Linked DNA regions of Homo sapiens: regions 2, 3 and 4 are each linked to region 1. A link is a loop called in an ENCODE intact Hi-C map of the cell type or tissue named here. Cell type or tissue: endothelial cell of umbilical vein. All regions are shown on one strand. Each heading gives the region's core, and the rest is flanking DNA. Links, peaks and the distances in the headings are about the cores only. Region 1 overlaps ARID5B (AT-rich interaction domain 5B). Region 2 has its middle 59 kb from the start of ZNF365. Region 3 has its middle 130 kb from the start of LINC02621. Region 4 overlaps CABCOCO1 (ciliary associated calcium binding coiled-coil 1).

Region 1 (8,298 bases), core at 3,295-8,294:
AGATTAAATTCTGTTCAATTTGTTTTCTATTTATTGAGTTCCTGCAATGTGCTGAGGCTTGTGTATGGTGATTTCTAGATACAGGGGATTCCAATGATTCCAATGAGCCTCGGGACTTAAGCATTGAATGGGGATTCTCCAAGCACATTTCAGAAACATTTAATGATTAATTTAGAGAATAAGGACACTTGGCATAGTCTCTCTCTCTCTCTGTCTGTCACTCTCTCGCGTGCACTGTCTCTCATCCTGTTGAGGCACACTTTACTTTGTGGTAATTTCCTTTCTTCAGTTTTTGCCTTGAGATTTAAAGTTGCCTGAAACACAGAATCAATTATCACCAAGATAAGTTCTTCCTTTTGACAACCCAGTTATTGCCTCTATATTGGAAGACTTGTCAGCATAGACAACAGTTCAGGCTCTAAGGAAGTATACCAGATGCCTTTTGTCAAATAAGTAGCTTTCCTGCACTTATCTTTCTTCCTGGGCTCTACAAGGTGCTTACCTCTGTGCTAAGGGCCCAGGTGTTTCCAAAATGTCAGTAACTCTCCAACCAGCAAACTGCTGGTCTCTTGAAATGCTTGAAATGATGTATTAATATTACTTCCACGTGTCCGTGCATATAATAGTGATAATAATGGTATTCACCATTTATTAGTGTCTTCAGTGTGCCAAATAATGTGCAAGCCATGTTGTCTAATGTTACCTCATTGATACTCCTTACCCATCATAATCTTTCAAGATGGGCATATAATTCTCTTGACGAACGGTTAAATTCAGCCCGGAGAGAGATGATGACTTGCCCGAGGTCATATAGTTGCCTTATGTATAAAGTGAATACAGAGTTGCCTGCTCTCAAAGCCCGTGCCCTCTCTACTTTCTTATGAAACTTGGGTCTCCAACAGCAATTTTGCCAACTTCACCAGTGCTGTGATGATGGAAGGAAAGATGACATATCTTTTTTCAGAAGGAAACTCAAGGGGCCATTTTAAATGGAGCGGATGGTTTTGCATGAGGCTATGTTTAATTTCGGGATGTCGTCCTTTTCTGGTGAAGATAATCAGACGTAATGTCATCTGCAACCTCTCTGTGTGCATGATTTCATAAAACTGGTATAGCAGTTTATTATTATAAAATTAGTATAGCATAGAACAAACCTGGGATGCAAGCCAGATGAAATAGACAATGAATAGTTATATAAGGTTTTGGAAGCACATGTAGTAGAACACAAGCTCACTGTATTTTCTTCTCAATTGTCTGCTGTTTGTTAATGTTTCCTTTTCAACATGATTGCATCTCAGTTTAATAGCACTTGCCATCTCAGGCTTTATGGTGCCAGGCCTGACATAGTTACATCCCCTCTGTGCTAAAAATATTGCATGTATATATTTAACCGCAGCTGACATGTTTAGCTAATGGGTTACTCAGGAGCTATGCGCTTATATAATTAAGTGATATATGTAATTTTGTGTTAACACATTTGCCATGTGTGTTTCCCTGGTGATTGCAACGCTTTATTCTGTGTAAAGTGTGACATTTTAATTCCCGCTGAACAATTTCCTACCTTGATTTGCCTTGTTTTTGTGGCAGGGGATTATTTTGCAATCAAGATAAAAGCATTATTTATGAAATTTCTAGGCTATCCCATTACTGGGAACTTTGAACTGCAGATCAATCTCCTATTTTATTGATCTTTGTTAAAAATCTTTATTGGAATTTAAATGTAATCTCTACATTACAGATTTGCTCAGACTTTCATCGGTAGGCACATTTTTTTAGGCAGCTCTGCAGAGATGGGGTTCCTTAAAAAAGGAATCCTCACCAGGCAGTCTGCCATCTTCCCCAGGGAAATTTTTTCTCCTAGGTGTTGCTGACTTTTTCTTGTTGTAGGGGCTCTCTAGGAGAGCCAGTAGCCCGGTGGGCTTGAGAGTCTTGGCAAAACAGGTGAGATCTGTGTGTCCACAGACAAGGTGGGTTTCTGTTAGGTATTTAGGTGTTTGACAATAGCTGGGTCTCAGAGTTACACAGTGGGCATTACAATGTGGGTGTATATGTCTTCCCCTTATTAATGGTGATGGTGACCTAGGGAAGGTGCTGGAGATAGGAAGGTGAACCATCAAGGATAGCCTAGCCACCTGGCCCTCTTTAGCGGCATTTATGTTCTCCAGTGGGATGAGCAGTCAGTGCAGTTTAACAAACATTTACCAGACTCTACTAAGTAGTACCAGACACTGATTTCAAAACATGACACAGAGGGAGGCATTTGTTTAGTAAACGTTTATTGAACACCTACTATAATGATGCTACAGTGATCAAGACCAACATAATCTCTTTAGACTGTGGTAAGGTACACTAACCAGATGATTTCAGTACAGGGTGCCAGGTGCCAGGATCAAAGCATGCTTGTTTTTTGCATTTTTTCAAATTTGTTATTAATTATTTTAAGACGGAGTCTCACTCATTGCCCAGGCTGGAGTGCAGTGGCACAGTCTTAGCTCACTGCAACCTCCACCTCATGGGTTTAAGTGATTCTCCTGTCCCAGCCTCCCGAGTAGCTGCGATCACAGGCGTCTGCCACCATGCCCAGCTAATTTTTGTATTTTTTAGTAGGGACGGGGTTTCACCATGTTGGCCAGGCTGGTCTCAGTGTGAGCCACCACGACCAACCCAAAGCATACTTTGTACAGGTATTGACAAGGGTTTTCTCACCCAGCTGGAGATGAGGGAGAGTAAGGAAGCTTTTTGTTTTGTTTTGTTTTGTTTTGGCTGGGGGTGGAGACAGAGTCTCGATCTTGTCACCCAGGCTGGAGTGCAGTGGCACGATCTCGGCTCACTTCATGTTCTGCCTCCCACGGTCAAGCAATTCTCCTGCCTCAGCCTCCCAAGTAGGTGGGATTACAGGCGCCCGCCACCATGCCCATGTAATTTTTGTGTTTTTAGTAGAGACGCGGTTTCACTGTGTTGGCCAGGCTGGTCTTGAACTCCTGACCTGAGGTGATCCACCCACCTCAGCCTCCCAAAGTGCTGGGATTACGGGCGCGAGCCACTGCACCTGGCCAAGGAAGCTTTTAAGCGAGGAGTTAGGGCAGGAGGGAGAAAAGCTAAAAAAGAAAAGGTATCGATGTCAGAGGAAGCCCAGGAACAAAGGCACACAGGTATAAAGCTGTGTAATGTGCTTGGGACCTCTGAGGCATGAGTTACTGCTAGAAGGTGAGGACGATGCTCCCTAGCACAGTGGCCTGTGGTCCATTTCTTCTTGATCCCAGAGGTCCTGAGTTCCCAAAGCCCTTCCTCACCCCCAGGAGGGCTCCTTTGTTTTTTCAGCCCAGCCTAGCAAGCAGGTGGCGGTTGTTGACGCCCAATGCCAGAGCACTTTCCTGATGGCTTTGCAAGTGTTTTGCTGCTAGTACCTCACATTTGGGTCTGAGCAAACAGCTGGGAGTATGGTGCACAGAAGTCCTGCCAGAAGGACCTGCGCTTCATGCACTCCAAGTGAGCTTTCTTGCTTGTATGTTTTGGCATATGAACACAGTGGGAATGTCCTTGTCAGCTCCCATTTGACTTTATTAATTACAGTTCCTTGGAAAGTGTGTTTCAGTAACATGGTCTTGGGATGACAGGGCTCACCCTGCAGAGACCCAAATGGAGGTATTCAGGGCCCATTGAAAAACCATCTGCTGCCAAGGCTCTGCTGCTGATCTCATGCAACAGAAACCAGAGTCTGTCGCAGCTCTGCTACTCACTGGGTGACTCTGGGCGAGTGGCAGGCTCTCTGGTCCTGTCTTTTCTGATGTGGAGAATGACTAGCTGGTGCCCGAGGTTTTCCTAAAGCTATGGAATTCCATCATTTTATAAATGACTCCAATGACGAATCCTACTGGCATAACATCTATGGTTTCACCAACTCTTAGCAGTGATCTTTGGTTCCAGATTCATGTGAAAAGCCAAGAACCGCTTTCCACAATTTGTCTTGTCATGACTCTCCGGCTCCATATTTTAAGAAGCAGTCTACACTAGCCCTTGAATCTAGACTCTAATTTTTTAAGATACAAAGGAAATCATTAAGCCCCAGAATATTAGTAGAATATACGGCAATATGGATCAAGTAATCCAAAGTATTAGCAATGTTGCAAGAGGCTGTCACCTAGCAGCTCTGTATTATGTTTCCAGGCCCTCCCCCACTCATTTCCCTGAGCCCCGAGGCTGTGGTTAATAACGTCAAAAGAATGTTTTAAAATTGCCCTTCTGTTGATTCCAGAGAGTTAGGGCCCTCACATGGTTAGAGTCCTGGGCTAAGAGTCAAATTCTAAATTTAATTCCAGCCTCTATGAACATCTTAGTCCCATATTTCCTCACCATTTAGAGATGTTTCAGTTTTCCCATCTGCGAAATCGGCATAAGATGCCTTGCTCCACAGAAATACTTGTCAACAGCTTTGCCGTACACAAAGATTGGCATTGTATTGGGGCAAAATATCATTTTTCATTCCATAATAGGAATTAAACAAAAGCCCTTTGAGAACGCACCTTGTGTAAACGCCCTGTGCTTAAAAGCCTGTGAATTTCAGAGGTCAGCAAAAACCGCCCCCCTTCTTTATTATTTTTCTTAAAGCTAAACAAGGGTAACTAGGGAATTCATTTTGGAATATAAAGACATGAAAGAAAGGGTATTTCAGCTTGCACAATAGTACAAAGAAGAACAAGAGTTGTCATGTTTTGCTAAAGAACTCCCAGCTGTTTAATTTTATAGTAAAATTACTTTAAGAACTTTGCTAATTCAAAGACAAAATCAAACAACTGTTGTTGCAAAACTGAACTTCCACATTTGAGTGGAAAAGCCAATTTGAGATTAATCTGCCCCTAAAATCATATTATAAAAATACAGAGCATTTCTGTAATGCTGGTTGGAGGAGTGGCTTTTATCTGAAGAGAAGACACATAAAAGAGAAAAATGGTACATTTACTGGTAGTAAGATTTAAAAAAGTAGTTTATGTTCTCATGTACTTTGCCCTGACTTCTCCCCCAGCTTTCTCTTAAGCTCTTCAGTCTGTTTTAATACCAGGTTTGTTTGCTTTCTGGGGATGGGCCTGTTAGGCAGGAAATTGTTGAAAGGCATACAGCAGAAATTTTAAATGGTGTTTTTAAAAGATAAATACCCAATTGGGTAACTGACTATTAAATTTGGAGTTCAGAATTTTTTAAAATTTTATTTTTAGACAATATAGAAAGATAAATTCTGTACCTATACTTGGTTCTATAAGTCCCACATGTTGCCTATTGTCAGAAACAAACTGTTCCTTATTTAAAAAAAAAAAAAGAAAAGAAAAAAAGCCAGTTTTTCTTCCATATTAGGGAATTATTCAGACTTCTTTCCTTGGTTCCTATAATTCCAAACCAGTTGGAACATCAGTCTATTTTTGGTTTAAAGGAGCTTTTAAAATGTGAGCATGATTTTTTTAAGTTTCTAAATCTCATAAAAATCAATTTGCCACATATATAGCAGCTATGGTTGTAAATATAGTGAAGTCATTGTATTGCAGAAAGACAAAGTTCTAATTTCCATATTACAAACCCCACCTACCCCACCTTGTCCAATCTCCACATAAGAGGGCTGAAAATGTAAATTCTAAAACATATAAAACAACATAAGGTTGTCATTTGTGGCTGTTTCTATCCAAGATGAATGTTGTCACCTGTATTGGAGTAAACTCTTTTGTTAGTTTCTGCGGGTTTTTTTGGTCGTCCCACCGCATCCCATCGACTCACCACGAGAGGGCAATGGAGCGTTTGCTTTCAGCTAACAAAGCTAGAAATGGTTTTAATATCAGCTAAGTGTTTGAACTTGTTAAGGATTTATTTCTCCACCTTCCGATTGCCATACATGCAGCCTCCGAGTTTCCACTAACAGCGAATAATGATCCAAATAAAGTTATTCTGAGGGAAAATATAGACAGACTGGTGCAGACAAGAGCTTTTGCCCAAATAAGGATCCCTTTTGTGCAGACCCCATGTGTTAGATAACCATCAACTGACAGTTGCTCATGAGTTAATAATGTTGGATGCTGAAATATGCATACCATGTGCTATAAAAGAGTTTGGAGGACAAAGACAAATACTTCTATAGTTAGATATCAGAAACATACCAGAGGTGTGCAGATTGCTTCGTGGTACATAGGTTGAAACCGCCCAATCATTTCATCAAAATTAGTACAATATAAGTATGATACAGTAGAATGTATGATATTGATTGCATGTTTCATTGATGTTGCAGAAATTTTGGTCTAAGCCTTTCTGCATGTTACTGCCTTAAATGCTACAGCAACTACTGCCTTCTAAGAAAAGAAAATATTTCCTAAGCTTCTTTCTATAGCCACCATTGTTGCTCTTTTATTTTTACCATAGGAACCCATTTTACCATGTGTGTGCAGCCTTTTGATTGGCATGTAGTGTTTGGAGGGCTGTTAATGTCTAGTTAGGTTTCTGTGTTGCTGCTGCCACAGGAATCAAAAAGTGAGGAGGTGGAGGGAATCAGCTTTGATTTTGGCTACTATAACAAGTTGTTTGGGAGGATGGGACACAGGGCAAACTGAGCACCGGGCAGCCGCCTTCTCAGTGATGCCTGATGGTTTTTTGGTGCTAAGAATGATTGCGGAAAGAATGTTTCTCCTCCCTGCCCCCAGAGTTCAAACCTTTTTGTTCTGTTCAACTTTTCTGGGCTTATTGGAATGCCAGTCTTCAATGAATAATCTCATATTTTGTCATAAATGGGACCTGAAGCAGGTTGGCAAAGCCAATGAGGCTATGCCCCTGCATTTAGGCCTGACTGTAACTGACCTCTCTATTTATTCTCAGATGAAATGTCCAAAAAGTCAGACCATTAACTTACTCAATAGTTGGAGATTAAGAAGTGTCTACTTCCAAGCAACTAAAATCACTCCAGCTCCATTTTCTCCTATTCAGTTTGTACTGGATGATGAAAATGGCTTACATTATACCCGACCCATATTGACAGCAGGAGAGAACAAGTCATGAAATAAATAATTAGCTAGTTCCTTCCCCTCTCTCTCTCCATTCTCACTCTCTCTCTCTTTCTGTCTCTTCTCCAGTCTGTTGTCAAAGCTTAACATTTACTTTGACATCTTAGTTAAGAAAGTTAATGAAATAACATCTTCATCAGGGCCATTTAGTAGCCTTGAGTCAATGATTACCAGATTTGAATTTTACAGAAGGGAGACCTCAGCTTAAGAAAAATTTTTAGATACTATTATAACATTATATATATATATATGTGTGTAATGTGTATATATAACTATATATAACGTTTTTACATGACTACCCTCCATAACAGTGAATAAAATCTTAAATGTATTGAAACATTGAATCGTGACTTTTGCTGATTATTCTAGCTTCAGATGTTAATCTTGTTCTGTCTGCTCCTTAACACATATTTCCAAGAACATATCTATAATCATAACATTGAATTATTGACTAAACCAGCATCGCCCAAGAGAAAGATAATGTGAGCCACATGTAATTTAAAATATTCTAGTAACCACATTTTAAAAGGTAAAAAGAAACATGTGGAGTTAATTTTAATAATATATTTTATTTAACCCAGTATATTCAAAATATTATCATTTCAATATGCAATCAATATAAAATGTTATTAATGAGATATTTTACTTTTATTTTGTATTAAGTCTTGGAGATCCAGTGTGTATTTTACACTGCGGCACATCTCAATTTGGACTTGACATATAGTATTTCAGATACTCAAGGGACACGTGGCTAGCGGTGACTGTATCAGACACAGCAATTCTAAATAGTCATAGAAATGTTTTATCTTACAGTGAAAAATGTAAAGAAGCTGTAACCTCTTCTGGGTTCATTGTTAGCTTTACATTAGGGTTTCTGATGGTATCTGTGTGCTGTTTCTCTATAGTGTAACAAACCCTCCCTCCAATTGAGTGATCACTCTAGCTTGCCCCACGGCTTATAATCTGCCCTTAGTTAACATGTCACCAGGTATTATCAACCTTGTTGCTGCCTCTCCACGCCCACTCCAGGCCCCAAAGCTCTTCTCATTCTGTACCCTCACCCCACCCTGCTCCAAGACACACGCTCTTCTATACAATCTGTGAGTTTGCATGAGGTTCTTGGTACCACAGAAGAGTTTTTAAAGTCATTTTCCAGTATCTTGGCTCCGGTACCTGCACAAACAAATGAAGCTCAGAGACCACTGAGGTACTTAGTTGGGGATGGTGCTGGTGCCCTCATAGGGAGGAAGGGTGAGAGGGATTT
Region 2 (5,662 bases), core at 653-5,652, 390 kb after region 1:
ATAACATAATAAAAATAGAATGGAATGGACCCTTGTGAGGTTTTAAACTTAATCTGCCATAAAACTCCAACCCTGGAGAAAACAGGAAATGGTATTTTGGTGACAACTTTTGTAAACAATCATTCCTCAGCCATCATCAAAATGCAAGCTGCCAAAACAGGAAGGAGAAAGAGACGAAAGAGACATTGGCTATGTTTCCAGCCTATGCAAATGCTTAGCTAACCTGGATAGCTTGCTGGGTGGAATTTCTTTCGTTATTTTTCTTTCTGCTGAACACCAAACATAAGGTACCTGACAAACAAGATGTAATATGACAAATAAGGTGTGTCTTTAGGTGTATTCCTGAATGAGTGGCCATCACACCGATCTTCAAGGAGGTTGTAATAAGGATTAAGAATCTAATACTATCATTTTGTGGCTGTTTATATCTGTCATGCATGGTATAATTATAGTGTTTCCCTTTCAAATGGCTCTTAATGTGTTTAGCCAAAGGGGAAAACCAAAGCAGTTGGTAAAAGTCAAATGCTTCACCATCTGTCTCTATCACATTTCCCTGGTTGTAGTTCCAGCAGCCCTGCCTGGGAGGACTAACTTCTTTTTACAAATAGGTCAAATCTATTAATTTTGGCCAACAGCCCTAGAAGTAAAGAAACACAGTGGCTTTCTCCCCCCTGCTCTTTCTTCCTACTTAAGAAATTCTTATCAAATAATAATGCTAATAGTAAAAACAGTACTTCTCTTGAGGGTCCTTCCAGAATTGTCTATGCAGAAACAAAGTTATGTGTATATAAATATAAACACTTAACAAACTCACACAGAATCATCCTACATACATGCATCCTGTTCTTGTTTCGCTTCATATCATATCCTGAACATTTGCTTATATCAATAAGTAGAGATCTTTCCTCTTATTTTTTTAACAGCAACATAGTCTATGCTGTTAATAGTCTAATGCTGTTAATAGTCTAATGCATAGTCTAATGCATCTTTTTTGACCAGTCTCCTACTGATGGGTCTACCCTATTTTTGATGGTTCCAACCAATGCCACGATGCAGATCTCAGTATATTTCTGGGAGTGAATGTTTATGATGAGCCTCTAGGCAAAAGGGTTTGCACAACAAAATAATCTTTTGTTGACAAAGACAAAGCAAGACAGAGGATGAGCTTCTGGATATAAGAATAGGATAAGAATGGGTATTATTTTAAGAAAGATTTTCCTAAAAACAGCCATCTGATAAGTTCTCCAGTCTGCCATTTTAAGTAGAGAGGTTTAAATAGCATTTGGGTTTTTGTTTGTTTGTTTGTTTGCCTTTTTTTTTTTAAAGTACCCAATGCAAATAGAAACTCCAATAGTGATATTGAGATCCAAAACTGACAAAGGCAGGGTTTGGTATTGAAAGAAGAATGAGAGACCTGAGGTAACTTACAGTTGGTCACAAAAACATACTGTGAGCATGGGCAAATCACTTTTTGGGATCCCAGCTTTCACATCTGTAAAAATAAAGTGTTGGAAGATGTTTAAGCTATTTTTTAGTCTGGTTTACTGTGATTTGTCTGCCACTTGAGACTTCCAGCAGTATTGTTCATGAGTGGATGCAGGTTAAACCTGCAAGCCGTGGCCCTGTGAACATGGGCTCTGGAGGTGAGGGGTCCAGCCTTTGTCCGGATTAGCATTGCTGGGAGCTGAGGGGCAAATAAGATATTTTAGGAGAGCAGTTTTTAGGAGAGCAGTTTCTTGTTTCCCATATTGTCTCCATCATTTGGTCCCAGACATTTTACTCATGTGCTTCAGAAGTAATTTGAGCCAATACTTTGTTAATTCAACCCTGAATTCAATCTTCCATAGCAGGAAGCAACCTTAGGAATGACAGCAGGTCAGGGCTGCTCCTATAGTTTGAGGGACTTCTGTTTTTCTGTCTTGGAGTCTGATTTCCAGGAAGAATTTCACTGAAATGGGTACCTTAGTATTTACAAACCTAGCACAGATGGATTGACCATTGACATTTCCTGGGTTCTTTTTCTAAGCCCCTTACTTAAACAATTAATACCTTGAAATCTTTTAAAAGACCACTGCCTTTTAAGACCATTGTGAGTATATTAATACCTCCATATTTTCAGTTTAGCCTGATGTTGGGTAAAATGTAAATGCACAACAAATGATAGCAACTATTACCATTATTATAATGACAGAAGACGGGCAATTTTGCAAGAGCCAATTAGGATAAGTATCAGGCCCTAAAAGATTTCCAAATATATCAGTAAGATTGATGAAAATCAGGAAGAAGACCACTTCTTTATCTCAAATAATATGAAAAAGTTTCAGTCCCCAGAATATTCTCTTGAAAGCCCTAAAATGTACATGGAGATCTTTCCCAGTAAACCCAAATTAGGCATTAACTCCTCTCACTTTTCATTTATCATGAGATTTAACAAACTTAAGGATTTGTCCACAGCAAAACCACTCCACACTTTGGGTTTTCCCTAAAAACTCAGATTATCAGGGAAATCAAACCAAAAGGAACTTCAAATTCATCCTAGATCATGGACTGTTCCTTGTAGAACCTACTGCTTGATATGAAGTTTGATTTGGATTTGTTTGAACAGGAATAAAAACTGAGGTAAAGGAAAGGCTACAATAACTCCAATAGAAGTAATGAGTTACTAAACAGTTTAATGAGTTTTGGAGGCCCCTGAAATTTGGGTTCCTGAAATGAATTCTCTCAGACAGTAGACAAATGACTCACCAACTTTGGCCATCGAGGCGGGCTGAGTCATCTAAAGTCAGCTGAATCACCTGCTTTCAGCTCTGTTTTATAAGAATTGGGGCTGGCTGGATATTTCTGTCCCTCTGATTGCAAGTATTAAGCATTTAAAAAAACAGAGAATATGATGTCCTTCTTAGGAAAACCACACAAATTGCTCATGCACAGATGGACTGCATTAGTGAAAACAGATTAGTAATTGCTTTTAGTTCCTGATGATGAAAAAGTGGCTCTGAACACCTACCTCGCTGGATTCTTTACTCACCAGATAAACCAAGTGATACTTGATGACGATCCAGATTTGGATTTAAGAAGCAGAAGGTCAACTCCACAGAGCTCCAAGTCAGGTTGAGAGCATCCTGAGATGGCATCGGTAGAGCTTGCCTTTAAATCCTGGACCCCAATCCAGGCCAAACACACATTATGATTGGAGTTAAAAAAAATGTTTTCACAACAAGGAAATATTGAAATAAGTCAGCTAACATTTTCATTTGGAAATACAGAGGAAGTTAAGGCGTTTTGGGGGTGCTTAGTTTCCTTGTGTGTATTTTTATAGTTTTTTAGTGGGATGGAGATTTAGTGGAGGCAGGCTGGTACAAGGGAAAGAATCCAGGTCCAGGAACTGAAGATTCTTAGTGAGCTGTGTGACCCAGATGTACTTTCAGGGCTTTCTCAGACTTAGTTTCTTCTGCTAGTAAATGAAAATGTGTGTGTTAGTGTTTCCTAAACCTGCTTGAACATAAGGATCACCTGGGGCACGTGTTAAAAAAATCTGAATGCACTTGGCCTCACCCAAACCTGTCGGAATCCGAATCAGCAGGGTGAGGCCTGAGAATTGATATTTTAACCAGCACCTTGGGTGATTTTTTTGTTCAGACAAGTTTGGGAAACATTGAATTAGATAATCAGTAAGATATGCTTCGGGTCTAAGATTGCTCAGTGGTGCTTCAACACAGCAAACCTTATTTTTTTTTTCTCCCTGTAAATTGGAGAAACAACAATCAAATGAAAAACAAATCAACTGATGGGTGGAGAGGTTTTGGTGGGGCTAATGTGCAACTTTATCACAATGCTTACAAACGTTTGTGGGTATACTTAACCTCAGGTGCTCAAGGACTGTGTGTTGTCCCTGCTCTAAATTGATACTTCCTCTTAGGAAGGGCCTGAACAATTCATTCATCCTAGAATGAAGAGCCTTCTTGCATTTTCTCTCTGGCATATTAATATAATTAGATGTCGGTGGGACTGAGACTAGCAGGGAAAGCACTGAAAGCAGTCAATGACTTTACCTACTTGGAAGACTGCACGGAACCGGCTCCACTTGAAGTAGGAAAGCCTGCCTCAGAAGGACAGTGAAATAGGACATTTCTCCCCTAAGCAAGGAAGTATACTGGAAATCAGAACAAAATTAGTGTTGTCATTGCAGAGTGCAAGCTCTGGGCAGCCTCCTTAAGCTGTTTTAATCTCTTCTCACAAAGTCATCTGCTAACAAGGGACATTAGAATAACCTCATTCAGAAGAGTGAAAACTCATCAATCATACATTTCTTCTTTTAGTATTCAGTATTATTTATTGAGGAAACTTATTTATTCATGTCTTCAACATTACTTCTTGAATCCTCCCATGCATCAGACACTGTTTCAGACCCTCTGGATACAGCAATGAACAAGATGGGTTCCTGAATGCATGGAGCTTGAATTCCAGAAGCAGAGATAGACAATAAAATCTGACAAATAAATAAGACCATTTCAGAGGGTGGAAAGGGGTATTTTGGAAACTAAATAGAGAAACCAACTTAAAGAATGACTGGCTAATGACAGACTAAGAAAGATCTTAGTTTATAGGACTTGCTGAGATTTGGGAAGGACTATTTAGACATGATCTTCTTCACTCACAGATGAGCATGTGTCTCTGCATTGGTGGGTGAAATAATTGAGGTCCAGGGAGGATAAAGGACTGACGAAGGAAATGGCAAGACCAGCACCCAGGTCTAGCGTTTGGAGGTAAATTTTTTTCTGATAAACTTAACCTTCTGAATAATACTCCCAAGAAGAAGGTTTCATTTTTTGCCTCACACATGCCTGAGATATATTTATCTGAGTCCTTTTGTATTCAACACTAGCTCTGGTTTAAGTGATGAAAAAGGTTAGAGATCTGGAATAGTGCAAGGCTCTCCACCCTAAATGCTGCAGAATGTTAGTAGCCCATTTTCAGGAGATTAAAGGATAACACTCGGCCAATAATAGCAAGATACCATAGACTTTTAATATCATCTGACAAAGACTATGGAAAAATGGCTTGTTCCCAATCAAGGGAGATCTATAATGGCTTGATCATCAGAAATGAAAAATCAATCCCAATTCTCATCCATTCTTTTAGCTACCATGCATATTATTTTTACCATGGATATTTACAGCTACATTTCCATCCAGACTTCTGGCAATGCCTAAATTCTTCCATAACAAGAAAACAAACTCATTTCTTTTAAAAACCAGTCTCTTCCCCATAGGCAAAGTGGATAAACAGCCTACTCAAATTTGATGTCATTATCTGAAATATCTAGCAAAAGACTAGTTGTATAAAAAATGATATTTCAGCATTGGTGCAAAAGAAGGCTACCCATTCTGACAGTTCTGTGGTATTTTGTCCTTTTAACTTAATGCTTGGAATGTAGGATTTCACACCTGAGACTCTTCAAAATTTTTACTTCATGGGTATTTGGTTTTTTTTGTAATACCGTAATACTTTAAGACTGTTACTTTTCTTTCTTATTCAGCCTTACTGATGCACTGGTCTGAACGTCTTTGTGAGTTTCACTTATATATATATAAAGGAGCCACCACCATCTAATGTATTATAAAAGATACTATAATTAGCGTGTAACTGGCAATCCCACCAG
Region 3 (6,808 bases), core at 1,809-6,808, 93 kb after region 1:
TTAGAGGCATGAGCCACTGAACCCAGCCTAATTATTAATTTAATAAGCATTTTTCTTGCAGGGTCCCAGAATGGCCAATCATGCCCTATACTTATAACTGTATACTACCATTCCCAAAGCTAATCAATACTAATTCTTCCTATTGAGACCAGATGCAGATTCAGACTCCTTGATAGATCTCTGTAACTGTAATAAAAGTAAATGGGTGTTAGCATGAGCCAAAATGCAGTTTTCTATCATTAGGACACCTCTCAAGGCTTCCAGGCAGCTGGCATCACATTCAAACCTAGATTTCGTATCAGGAGATGTGGCCTACTGGAGAAGGAGAGCTGAGTGCTGACTGCTGTGTCAGTAAGTAAGTGGTGATGTGTGGTCTCACAAGAATCCAAAGCCAGGCTTAGCCATGAGCCAGATCTTTAAGTAAGTGTCAGGTCCCAGGCAAGTTCCAGTGAATAAATGAAGATGTAAACCAAAATCAACATTAACCTGATTTTCCTCCTACAGTTTATGTAAGATTATATAATATAGTACTTGAGGAAGACAAGCAAAACCCCAAAGTGTCTGATGTGTGTTGGTGTAAGCCTTCATTGCTAACATTTTTCTTGGGTTAGAAGAACTCACAAGGCAGAAGGCTCTTTATGGATCTTCCTTCTCTAGTGCTACTGAATTCTTTTTCTTCCAATCTGGTTTGTAAGGCCACATCAGCTTTCTCCCTTCCTGCGTCTTTCCTAACTCTGAAACTTCTAGAAGGAAGCTCTCTTCCTTTTCCTTTGCTCACCTCTGCCTCTGTTTCTGCCCAGTTTCCCTGGCTCTAGTCCCTACTGCAGGAGCCTCTCAGGGTACACAAGCCTGTCTAGACATTGGCTCAGGAGGGCTCCTGGTACACACACAGGTCCCACTTCCTGACCCTTGAGCTTATCTGGCTTGGAACAAGAGAGTCAGTTTTAAAAAGATAATTCAAGGTCTTCCGTCTACTACTCTGTTGAGCACTTAAAATATATGATCCTATTTATCATCTTAATAATTCTGTGAGGTAGATATTATTATCTCTTTTTTTAAAATGAAGACACTGATCTTTAAATAAGTATATAACCCAAAGGCACACAGAAAGCAGTGGTAGAGCTCTGAAATCTGTGACCCTAACAAGACTGCCTCTGAACCCTTCAGCAGGATTATTGCCTGAATTCCCTTTGTGCCTTGGCCTGATTGGCTCCTGTGGTCCTTCAAAAGTCTCTGAGTTAAAGAAATAAAGGTATAATAATTAAGTTTCTGCCAGTGAAGCAGATATTTGGAGCCACACAATTCCTACCTAATTACAAGAGCTACTCTTAGAAAATACATGGACTCAGGTTTTCTCAGCTAGAACAGTACATGCTAGAGAGTTCTTCAGGAGACATTAAGGAACTGCAGCTGTGACGAAAATGCAAGGGACTCAGACTAGCTAAAACAATCTTAAAAAAAAAGAGCCAAGTTGGAGGACTCACACTTCCTAATTTCAAAACTTACTACAAAGCTACAGTGTCAAGAGAGTATGGTACTGGCATAAGGATAGACAAATAGATCGATGAAATAGAATTGAGAGTCCAGAAATAAACTCATACATTTACAGTCAATTGATTTTTTTTTTCTTGAGACAGAATCTCACTCTGTTGCTCAGGCTGGAGTGCAGTGGTGTGATCTTGGCTCACTGCAACCTCCACCCCCTGAGTTCAAGCAATTCTCTTGCTTCAGCCTCCCAAGTAGCTGGGATTACAGGCGCTTGCCACCATGCCTGGCTAATTTTTGCATTTTTAGTAGAGATGGAGTTTCACCATATTGATCAGTCTAGTCTTGAACTCCTGACCTCAAGTGACCCACCTGAGGTCTCAGCCTCCCAAAGTGCTGGGATTACAGGTACGAGCCACCACGCCAGGCTCAACTGATTTTTGACAAGGATACCAAAACTATTCAGTGGGGAAAACAACAGTCTTTTCAACAAATGATGCTAGGACAACTGAATATACACATGCAAAAGAATAAAGTTGAAGCCCTACCTCACACCATATACAAAAATTAACACAAAATAGATCAAAGACTTAAATGTAGAACTAAAACTATAAAACTCTTAGAAGAAAACATAAGATTCTACCAATAAAGTAAAACAACAACTCCAAGAATGGGGAAAAACATTGGCAAACCAAAATATTTGATAAGGGTCTAGGATCCAGAATATATAAAAAGCTCTGACAATTCAACAAAACAGAAAAATAACCCAATTTTTAAAAGGGCAAAGAATTTTAGCAGACATTTCTTCAAAGAAGATGTACAAATATATAATAATTATTTGAAAAATGCTTACCACCATTAGTCATTAAGTAAATGTAAATCAAAACCACAATGAGATACCTCTTCAACCTCCCCAGGATGGCTATAACTAAAAAAAAAAAAAAAGTAACAAGTGTTGACATAGGTGTGAAAAAATTAGAATCCTCTTACATTGCTGGTGGGAATGTCTAATGGTTCAGCCACTTTGGAAAACAGTCTGCCAATTCCTCTAAAGTTTAATCATAGAGTTACCATATAACCCAGCAATTCCACTCTTAGATATATATCCAAGAGCATTAAAAACAGGTGTTCAAACAAAAACTTGTACACAAATGTTCATAGCAGCATTATTTATAATGTTCATAGCAGCATTATTTATAATAGCCAAAAGGTGGAAATAGCTCAAAATTTGCATTAACTGATGAATACGTAAATATAATGTATATCTATACAATGGAATATTGTTCAGCCATAAAGAGGGTACATGCTACAACATTTAAGAACCTTAAAAACAATATGCTAATTAAAAGAAACCTGGCTCAAAAGTCCGTCTGTCAAATGATTTCATTTATATGAAATGTGCAGAATAGGCAAATCCACACAGAAAAAACTACTTAACTGATTGCCAGAGGCTAGTGGTAGGAGAAAATGGAAAGTAACTAGTAGAAGGTGTGGGTTTTCTTTTGGTGTAATGAAAAGATTCTGGAGTTATGTAGTGGTTGCTATGGTTTGAATGTGCTGCTCCAAAGTTCGTTAGAAATTTAATCTCCAATGTAACAGTATTTAGATGTGGGACCTTTAAGATGTAATTAGGTCATGAGGGCTCTGGCCTCACTAATAGATCATGAGAGTGGGCTAATTATTCCAAGAATGAGTTCCTGCTAAAAAGGATGAGTTCAGCCTGATTTCCACCCTGTCTTACACAGTCTCACCCTCTCTCACCATGTCATGCCTTCTGCCATGGTATGATGCAGCAAGAAGGCCCTCTCCAGATATGGCCCTTTGAACTTACTAGGCCCCAGAACTGTGAGGCAAATAAACTTCTATTCTTTATAAATTACTTAGTCTGTAGTAATATGTTACAGCAGCAGAATATGGACTAAGACAATGGTGATGGTTACATTAACTCTGTGAAAATACTAAAGACCACTGAATTGTACGATTTAAAATGGTGAGTTTTGTAGCATATGAATGATATTTGAACTTAAAAAGACCAATTGTAAAAATAATTTCTATTCAATGTCAAAGAAAACCAAAAAGGCAAAGGTCTAATATCTTTTAAAATTTATGTCTTTGTGGACAAGGAAAAAGGTTTTCCAATATTAAGATCACACCTAATGACTAAACTAGCAATGGTAATGAGTGCTAGGAAGTGCAAGAAACATTGTTTCCAAGGAACTCAATTGTCTTAGAGTTCCCCCAGAAATAGACCCTAAGACAAGCATTTAAGTGCAAAAAAAGTCTATTGGGAGGTGAAGGAAATACCAACAAGGGAGCAGGAAAGTGAGTCAGGGAAGGGAAGGCAGCCAATAAAATGTGCATTATCGAGCAAGTCACCACTGAGGGTAACTGGAGCTAGACTCTATTGGGGAACTCTGGGAGTCAGTGTAAAAATGTACTTTAGTCACGCTCACCCCTAGGTCAAGAAATTGAGATATTTATACTACAACGCTTGTCTTATTAATTGAGGCTTAGCTCCTCTAGCAGCAAGAGGAAGTCCTCAAGCAAAGAGAGGCAGATGCTGGTAGTTGGAGCTGGGCAGACTTGCACTGAAATGGAAAGGCCCTGACCATTCATATCTCTTAATTATAACTCTCTACAGATGGTTGTAGATTATGGATTTGGAAATAAAAAGACCTGGATTGGAGTTTTAGCTTCACTAGTTGGGGCAAGCCATTCAACTCCCTGGGGCTCATTTCTTTATATACAAAACATAGAAGAAAGGGAGTAAAACATATACTGCACAGGATTGTTGTAAGGATACAATGAAGTGATATATATGAGTGTTCCTTGCTATATAAAACGTAGTTACTAGGTTTTTTGTTTTTTATTTTATTTTTTAAGACATGTGGATGACAATATGCTGAATAAAGATTAAATTTATAGAACTGGAATGCAGTCATGCTAATTTTCTTAACTCTTGAACAATAAGCATCTATGTTCAGAATGATAACCCAGGGACTCTGCCAGATTGTATTGCTTTAAAGGAGGCTTGGTTTTGTTCATCCACCTTTGCAGTCAACATACAGACTATTGTCATAGAGACTGCTAAATGTTTACCACAATTTGTTTTCTCTTCTTCCTGGGCTCACAAATAGATGAATTCTCCAAGCCTCACTAATAATGAGGGAAAGCCATGTGACCGAGTCCTAGCCAATGGAAAGGAATGTGTTCTGTTCCCTCCCTTGGTCAGTCAAACCTCTCATAAGCCCTTTTAGGTGCTCTTCCCTCCCCTTGCGATTGGCAGAAATGGAGAAAATTGCCGGAGTGATTTTAGAAGCCACACGTGCTGAAGATGGCATAGCCTTTGTCAGCATAGGCCTCTGCTATGGTTTGGATTTATATCACCTCCCAAATCTCATGTCGAATCGTAATCCCCAGTGTTGGAGGAGGAGGCTGGTGGGAGATGATTGGATCATGGTGATAGATTTTCCCCTGGCTGTTCTTGTGATAGCGAGTGAGTTCTCGTGAGATCCGGTTGTTTAAAAGTGTGTAGCACCTCTGCCTTTTCTCCCTTCCTCCTTCTCTGGCCATGTAAGATGTGCCTGCTTCCCCTTCATTTTCCATCATGACTGTAAGTTTCCTAAGGTCTCTTCAGCCATGCTTACTGTACAGCCTGCCTAATTGTGAGTCGATTAAACCTGTTTTCTTATAAATTACCCAGTCTCAGGTAGTTCTTTATAGCAATGTGAGAACAGAGTAATACAGCCTTCAAATGACTTAATGGAGGAAGGATGGCCCACCACAATGGTCACCCTGTCAGTACAGTTACATGAGTAAGAATGCCTGACACTTCTATTGGGTTCAAGTCACTATACATTGTTGGGTTTGTTATAGCAGCTACCATTATCCTAACAATTAAACTCATATATATTAGAAAGATTTCTGCAAAGAGGGTTTTTGTTTAACCCTGGATTAATAAGTTTTTATTAAGTAGAACTGACTTTTTCAAACATTCTGATTAACTGTGGTTGTGTTTTGGAGGGAGTTATGACTTTTTGGGGCAGTGTGCTACATACTCAGTGTATTGTGAAGTCAACTCCAGGCTTTTTAAAGCTGTCTTCCAACTGGAAAATGCATCATATCCTTGGCTAGCCCTACAAAGACAGAGCAGGAAATCATGCCCCCACTACTTCAAGCACTTTCTACCTTGGAACCTGTACACACTTTCTACCTTGGAACCTGTACATTTAGGTGTCTCTTATATGATGGCAGGTAGGAGGTATTAGACACATCTTATATGAAAGACCATTAGGGGTGAGACAATCTATTTCTTCTTTCTTCCCATCTAATGAAAGTTCTACTGAGGGAAGCAGCTGACACTGTGTGCCTTTTTTTTTTTTTTTTTTGAGACAGCCCAGGCTAGAGTGCAGTGGCATGATCTTGGCTCACTGCAACCTCCACCTTCCAGGTTCAAGCAATTCTGCCTCAGCCTCCTGAGTAGCTGGGACTACAGGTGCCCGCCACCACGCCTAGCTAATTTTTGTATTTTTAGTAGAGATGGGGTTTCACCATATTGGCCAGGCTGGTCTCAAACTCCTGACTTTATGATCCGCCCACCTTGGCCTCCCAAAATGTGTCCTGCTTTTTAAAAATTTTGTTTACTTTTTCCTTACTTATAAAAAGAATAAACATCACATCTGTTCCAGTTTTCCACTGATGAATAACAAACCATCCCAAAATTAGTGGCATAAAACAACCATTTTGTTATGCTCATAGATTCTTTGGAATTCAGGCAGGGTGATACGGGAATGTCTTGTTTCTGCTCCAAGATATCTGGAACTTCAGGTAGAAAGACTGAACATCTGGGAGTTGGAACCATCTTCAGGTGGAAGCCTCTTCACTCACATGCTTGGCACCTGGGCCCAGATGACTGAAAGGCTGGGCTGTGTTGGGGCTGTTTACTGGAGACCCTGTCAATGTAGTTTGGGCTTTCTCACAGCATGGTAGGTAGTGTTAGGGTAGTTGAGGACTCCAAGAGTGAGTGGTTCCAGAGACCAAGGCAGATGGTGCAAGTGCTTTTATTAACCAGCATTAGCACTCACATAGAGTCATTTCCACAACACTCTTTGGTCAAAGCAGTCTCAAGACTAACCACATACAAAAAGAAGGGGCACAGATGCTTTCTGTAGCTGTGAAGAGTGTGACAGAATTTGCAACTACATTTTGAAACTGCTATAATCTCTAATCCCACCAACCAAATACAACTGCCATTAACATTGTGGTTTCTTTCTTATCAGTTTTTTTTATTATTATTATACTTTAAGTTTTGGGTACAGAACTT
Region 4 (5,526 bases), core at 527-5,526, 290 kb before region 1:
TCTTATCTAAATATTAGTTGCCTAATGTACAGAGTTAATTTATAAATACTGGGAAGTTCCCTGAATCAAGTAAATTAACATACTGGGCCAGATTCACCAGCTTCCTTAGCAAACCCTCACATCAAGGCTGTCTTCATGCAAGTGTGAAAACCAGAACGACCCTTCAAAAGTTTTCCTGGCCAGAATAACTCTCTCATCAGATAATAGGCTATACTCATCCTAATATTCCAGTTTTATCACCACAATCAATTCATTCTACATAACTTCACCTAGCATGGACACTTTTTGGAAGACCATTAGCATAGGATGAATATGGAAAAGCCAAGGAGCAGGACTGGACACCCAGATGAGGAGCAGCCTGATGTATAGGTTGTATTGGGGAGGTGAAGAGCAGGGAGATACGGGGGAAAAAAAAAACCCTAAAATTTGGCACTATTAATTAAGAGACTATATAACAGGGGAAAATAGCAATAGATAGTGACTTACTGACCATATAAAACTACAATTATTTCCTACATTTAATTCTTTAGTAAATATTTATTATTTTCCCACTATTTCTTAGCTACCTGCCAGGCAGTGAAGTTGGGAACAAAACAGACCAAGTCCTTACCCTCAGAGAGTTTTGTTTAGCATTGTTGTAGACATAAATATGTCACATGGAAATTTAAAAAACAAAAAGCCTCACACTTTTAAGCTTTTTCTACATGCCAGGCACTGTGTGAGTACCTTCCACATACTGATTTAGTCCTCTGAAGAAAACACGCAGTGGGTGACCACTGTTATGGCCGTTTTCTAGACAAGGAAACTGTGACCCTTGCTGCAGAACTGTGAATGAATGTGAATCCTCAGAGAGCTGCAGTTATGCCTTTGACTAGTGACAATGACAGTGTTTTGACCTAGCAGATGATACAGCTTTTTTGGTGTTAGAGTTTTAAAATAGTATTTGTGCAGTAAGATCGCATTCTCTGTTTCCCACTCAAAAAAATAAATTATTCAAACCACGAAAATAGGTGCCTAAAATCCACAGGGCAGAAGCAGCACTCTAGGCCCTGTGGGACCACTGTTGAGAAAAAGCCAATGCACCCCTGGGCCTCTGTTAGAAGAGTAACTTGGTACAGCTGTATAATTCCTTTTATGAAATGGATGGGTCTGATCAGGAATCAGAGCCTCGGGATGGACAATGAGACTCATCCACAACAGAACTAATATCTTATTCACCCAGGTTTGACTTTAAAATTATATCAGCCATGAAAATTATTTCACTGCCTTCTGTGGTGAACAATCGGGCTATATTTAATTTTAATCATTAATATGTAAAAATAATAAAAGCCACCAAAATAGTCTATAGTCAATTTTCTGATAAAAGTAAATTTATTTTTTCCCCATTTGTGATTTAAATGGCCTCCAGAAAGTTTTTTGCAAGTAAGTGTTAATTAAAAATATGGAAATGGATTTAAAGCACATTACAGTGCACAGTGGAAGAATAATCACAGGAGCTTTGGTCACACGACCATCCTCATTCCTCTATGTATTTTTTAACTGTCTAGGTTATTGGTTGTTTTTCTGCATGCCTGTTCCTAGAGAAAACTGTGATTCCAATGAAAACAGTGGCCAAAAGCAAACTGATGCCCCTACGCTTTCCTGTTTACACAAATGAAATAAGCGTGTTCTCAGATTTCTTTATGCACGCAATGCTTTTTATATCTTGCCATCTTTAAAAACTATTCAACCTTTCATTCTTGACTTTCATTGACTTATTTTGGAACAATGCACTGTAGTTAGTGCCAACACTATGTAGAGCCAGTGAACAAATTCTCTTTCTGAATTTATCAGAGAATGCCTGCTTTCACAACTCTAGTATACACATGTCATTTTACTTTTCTGAACCTGTATTTCCTCACATATAAACTAGAGATAAACATTTTTTGGAATCCATAATGAACTACTAGGGTTCCCCTTCCCCCTAAAGTTAGGTGCGTGGGTTTCAGAGTCAGATAGATCCGGGTTCTATTTCTGATAGAATTCTCCATTTTCTAGTTGTGGGGCATTGGCTGAGTTATTTAACCTCTTTAAGCTTTTGGCTCTTTCTCAAAACATGAAGTCAATAAAACCTTTCCTCCCAATGCAGTATGATTTGAAGGACCTACTATTTATAACGTGCTTTCTAACTAGCCCAATGCCAAACACAGAGTAAGTTCTCAATAAATGAGAGCTGCTTTTTTTTTTTTTCATCATCACAGTTTATATTCCCAAATGGTGGCCAGCACTGACCTTAGGGCCTCCCCATTGAACAACTCCAGTGGGTACCTTTCACATTGTATTGTGAGTGGGGGACCAGAGGAGGCTCACGGAAAGCAATGTGAATCATGGCCCCTAGAGTCAGGCAACTTATCAGCCCTCCTAGAAATTTGCTTCATGATGTTACTTTCATTAGGAGCTAGGTGAGGGGTATGGTATCTCTGAGGAACTCTTTATGGCTTTAAACTACACTGTGTCTAAAAAACAGTTTAATGATAAGTCAGTTAAAAATAACTACTGGGCCAGGGGTGCAGTGGCTCATGCCTGTCATCCCAGCACTTTGGAGGCCGAGGCAGGTGGATCACCTGAGGTCAGGAGTTCAAGACCAGCCTGGCCAACATGGTGAAGCACTGTCTCTACTAAAAATACAAAAATTAGCCTAGCGTGGTGGCGGGTACCTGTAATCCCAGCTACTTGGGAGGCTGAGGCAGGAGAATTGCTTGAACCTGGGAGGCGGAGTTTGCAGTGAGCCGAGATCGTGCCACTGGACTCCAGCCTGGGCAACAGAGCAAGACTGTGTCTCCAAAAACTAATAGTAACTATCAATGAAGTCAAATCAGTGAGAATCTGTCTGGTTGTTTGGCATTCTGCTAATCAAACAAATACTCTAGGGCTCCATTGATATGAAATACAGATAGTTGCACTGATGCAACAATACAATGACTAGGTTTGCTTCTCCAAGTGTTACCGTTTTTCAAGAAAAATATTTAAACTGACTTGTAGCTGGTCTAACAAACTAGGCAGCCCTGAAGATTTTTAGATGAATGGATAGATACTCTGATGAAATACTCAACATCCAATGAATGCCCCCCGTGTATAAAGGCCTGAGCTAGGGGTCCTTAAGATGAATATGACGTGCCCCACGTCCTCGAGTTGTTTCCACACAATGGCGAGAAATCACTCTACCTGGCTGTCACTCAAGGCCAATGTGACAAATACTATGAAGTTGAATAAGCAAGATACTCTGCGAGCACAAGGGCGATGACGAGAAACTTCACAGAGTTGATTGAGCTGGGTGGAAAGTCCAGGTGGATGAGATGGCCTGGCAGGATGCAGGGAAAAGCTCCCCCAGCAGAGGGAGCAGCACAGGCAATACAGGGCTGAGACCACAGCTTCCTCCACCCCTTGCTTTGCTTCGCTCTGCTTTGCTTTGCCTTGCTCTTTTTTTTTTTTTTTTTTTTTTTCATATAACAATTATGGAGCACCCACTCTGCTGCAAGCACTGGGCAAGCAGGGAAAGAGTGAGTGGTCTAGTACAGCTGGAGCTCGAGATCTGTGAAGGCAAGAACATGGAGTTGAATCCTTCAAAAAATAGAAGGGCACAGGTGGGACAGGCATCAGCAGGTGCCCCCAATGAGTTTTATGGCTGACTTAATGTTAGGGACAAGGGAGAGGGAATAACTGAAGACAGCTGCAAGGCTTTGAGTCCAGTAACTGAGAAGCTGGTGATGCCACCAAACGATAAAGGAATTGGAGGAGGAGCAGGTTTGGGGAAGGTAATTAAGGAAAAATAAATGGACAAGCTTCAGCCTGTCAATGATTCCAGTAAGCACTAAATGTGTACTCCAAATATTCTTCTACATCGTGACTGAAAAATACTGAATCTGGGGATCTACACAGGCAAGCAACTTTGAGTTTTGTATAAATAGAGAAAAAGCCACTTGAAATTTAGTAACATAAGATACAACATCTGTAGCTGGACTAGAGACGACCTAGTCCAACTCCCTAATTTTACAAACAAAGAAACCACATCTCAGACCTACTCTCAACTGAGCAGCAGAGCCAATCCAGAACTCTGACTACACATTTAAGGGGAAAAAAATCTACATTTTTAGAACATTCAAATCTGGAATCAAGATACCACCTAGATTTTTCAGAGCTGCTGCTATTTCAGTTTGTTTATTTTTAACTAAACTAGTATGATTCGCAGACTGTAGGTGAAAGGTCTCTTTTGAGAACATGTATTGCTATGTACACCGTTGTCCACAAAATCAGTTTTGTAGTTAATTTCTAAGATTTCAGATTTCAAGAAAAGCCAGGGAAACTTAGAGTACCTAGACCCATTCTGTATAAGGGAAGACATGCTTCTTTAGGTCATTGAAATAATGACATCTGCCATATATGGAATAAAAGGCTGCCTTGCCTAGGAGGAAGGGCTTGGGTGCTCACTGAAAGTGTCCTGTTTCTAGAATGCCAAGCACATATGACTAATTGGCAGTAGTTTCCTCCAAAGCAAGAAAATCCTGCCTGCTGACCAGAGAAAAGTGCCTAATACGGTTAAAGAATCACTAAGTGAGACTTTTTTATAAAAAAGGAAAAAAAAAAAAGGGTAGGGGCTAGGGAGAGCTAAGCAGAGAGGGAAATATTTATAACTGTAACAACATGTTTCCTGGTAATAATTTATGAGCCTACTGGAGAAAAGGGAAACACACAAACTATGAATAAAATATCTAAACGTAAACATCATGCTTTCTGCAAATTTCTTTAGTTAAAAATTAAGGCTGAGGTTGACTAAAGTAAATGACTGCATTTTCGTGGTCTCTTATTTCCTTGATGCTAAGGGTTACCAACTGATTTACAACTTCCTGTGTTGTTTTTTAAATCTATATTTGTCAGCACATTTTTAATGTCAGATTACTTAAAATAGACATCTTGGCTCTAAGAGGTCAGAAATAATAATATTAGGTTGACTTCTCTAAAGATTTCATAGCACTTTACAAGTATTCTAATTTAGCACCAAAGCTTTTTATTTCTAAACGAATATGGTTTTAAGAAGCTTAGCCCCCACTTTCAGTTGTGGACTTCGGGACTGAAGTGCAGTTCAATCAGTATGCTTTGAAGTTAAGTAAATTACATGATAGCTTTATCTAAATAGTTTCAGCCTCCTCCTATTCAGGTAGTTTCAACTGTCAACAGGAAGTGCATGAAAAAAGAAAGACTCGAACCAAGGACCTAGAGTTCTTCCATTGTAGTTTCTTTCTGTTCTAACCATTATAATTTATTATCTCATATGATTTCTGCAAATTATCGGTACTTATTCAAAAAGAGTATTCTCTAATATGAGAGTCATGAAATAGCTTCATCTTCATATAAGCTGTCATAATATGTAATGAAAATGCAATGTCCATAAAATAAAATTTTTAAATATTAAACACCTCAATTTTAAATAGAACGCTCTAGAAGAAACTAACCAAAAATCTATGATTAGAATTGTTTGAAATATTTTAT

The links. A loop is a pair of places that touch in the nucleus more often than their neighbours do. Peaks named below come from ENCODE experiments on the same cell type or tissue, not always from the same donor. Only the 100,000 strongest peaks of a DNase experiment are listed, where the experiment ranks them.
Region 2: a loop joins it to region 1, with 5 times the contacts of the local background. A loop is called at or near these places in 13 of 110 quality-filtered maps.
Region 3: it touches region 1 in a loop (4-fold over the local background); 5 of 110 quality-filtered maps call a loop at or near these places.
Region 4: it touches region 1 in a loop (4-fold over the local background); 21 of 110 quality-filtered maps call a loop at or near these places.

What each region holds. Positions count from the first base shown.
Region 1 is chr10:62,033,070-62,041,367 of GRCh38, forward strand. The region is part of intron 4 of ARID5B (AT-rich interaction domain 5B); the gene reads left to right. Among named protein-coding and RNA genes, the nearest start is that of ARID5B, 140 kb to the left of the region's middle. RefSeq lists an enhancer at 8,110-8,169. In endothelial cell of umbilical vein, for the core only: a CTCF peak has its summit at 5,760 (motif pointing right); a DNase peak (open chromatin) is centred at 5,792.
Region 2 is chr10:62,430,551-62,436,212 of GRCh38, forward strand. It overlaps a transcript of ZNF365 not described here. Among named protein-coding and RNA genes, the nearest start is that of ZNF365, 59 kb to the left of the region's middle. In endothelial cell of umbilical vein, for the core only: no CTCF peak of the experiment used is centred there; a DNase peak (open chromatin) is centred at 2,791; H3K27ac peaks cover 1,390 bases.
Region 3 is chr10:62,127,275-62,134,082 of GRCh38, forward strand. No RefSeq gene overlaps it. Among named protein-coding and RNA genes, the nearest start is that of LINC02621, 130 kb to the right of the region's middle. RefSeq lists a silencer at 6,602-6,671. In endothelial cell of umbilical vein, for the core only: no CTCF peak of the experiment used is centred there; a DNase peak (open chromatin) is centred at 3,837; H3K27ac peaks cover 2,215 bases.
Region 4 is chr10:61,747,755-61,753,280 of GRCh38, forward strand. The region is part of intron 5 of CABCOCO1 (ciliary associated calcium binding coiled-coil 1); the gene reads left to right. Among named protein-coding and RNA genes, the nearest start is that of CABCOCO1, 88 kb to the left of the region's middle. In endothelial cell of umbilical vein, for the core only: a CTCF peak has its summit at 3,343 (motif pointing right); DNase peaks (open chromatin) are centred at 1,667, 3,367 and 4,577; H3K27ac peaks cover 725 bases.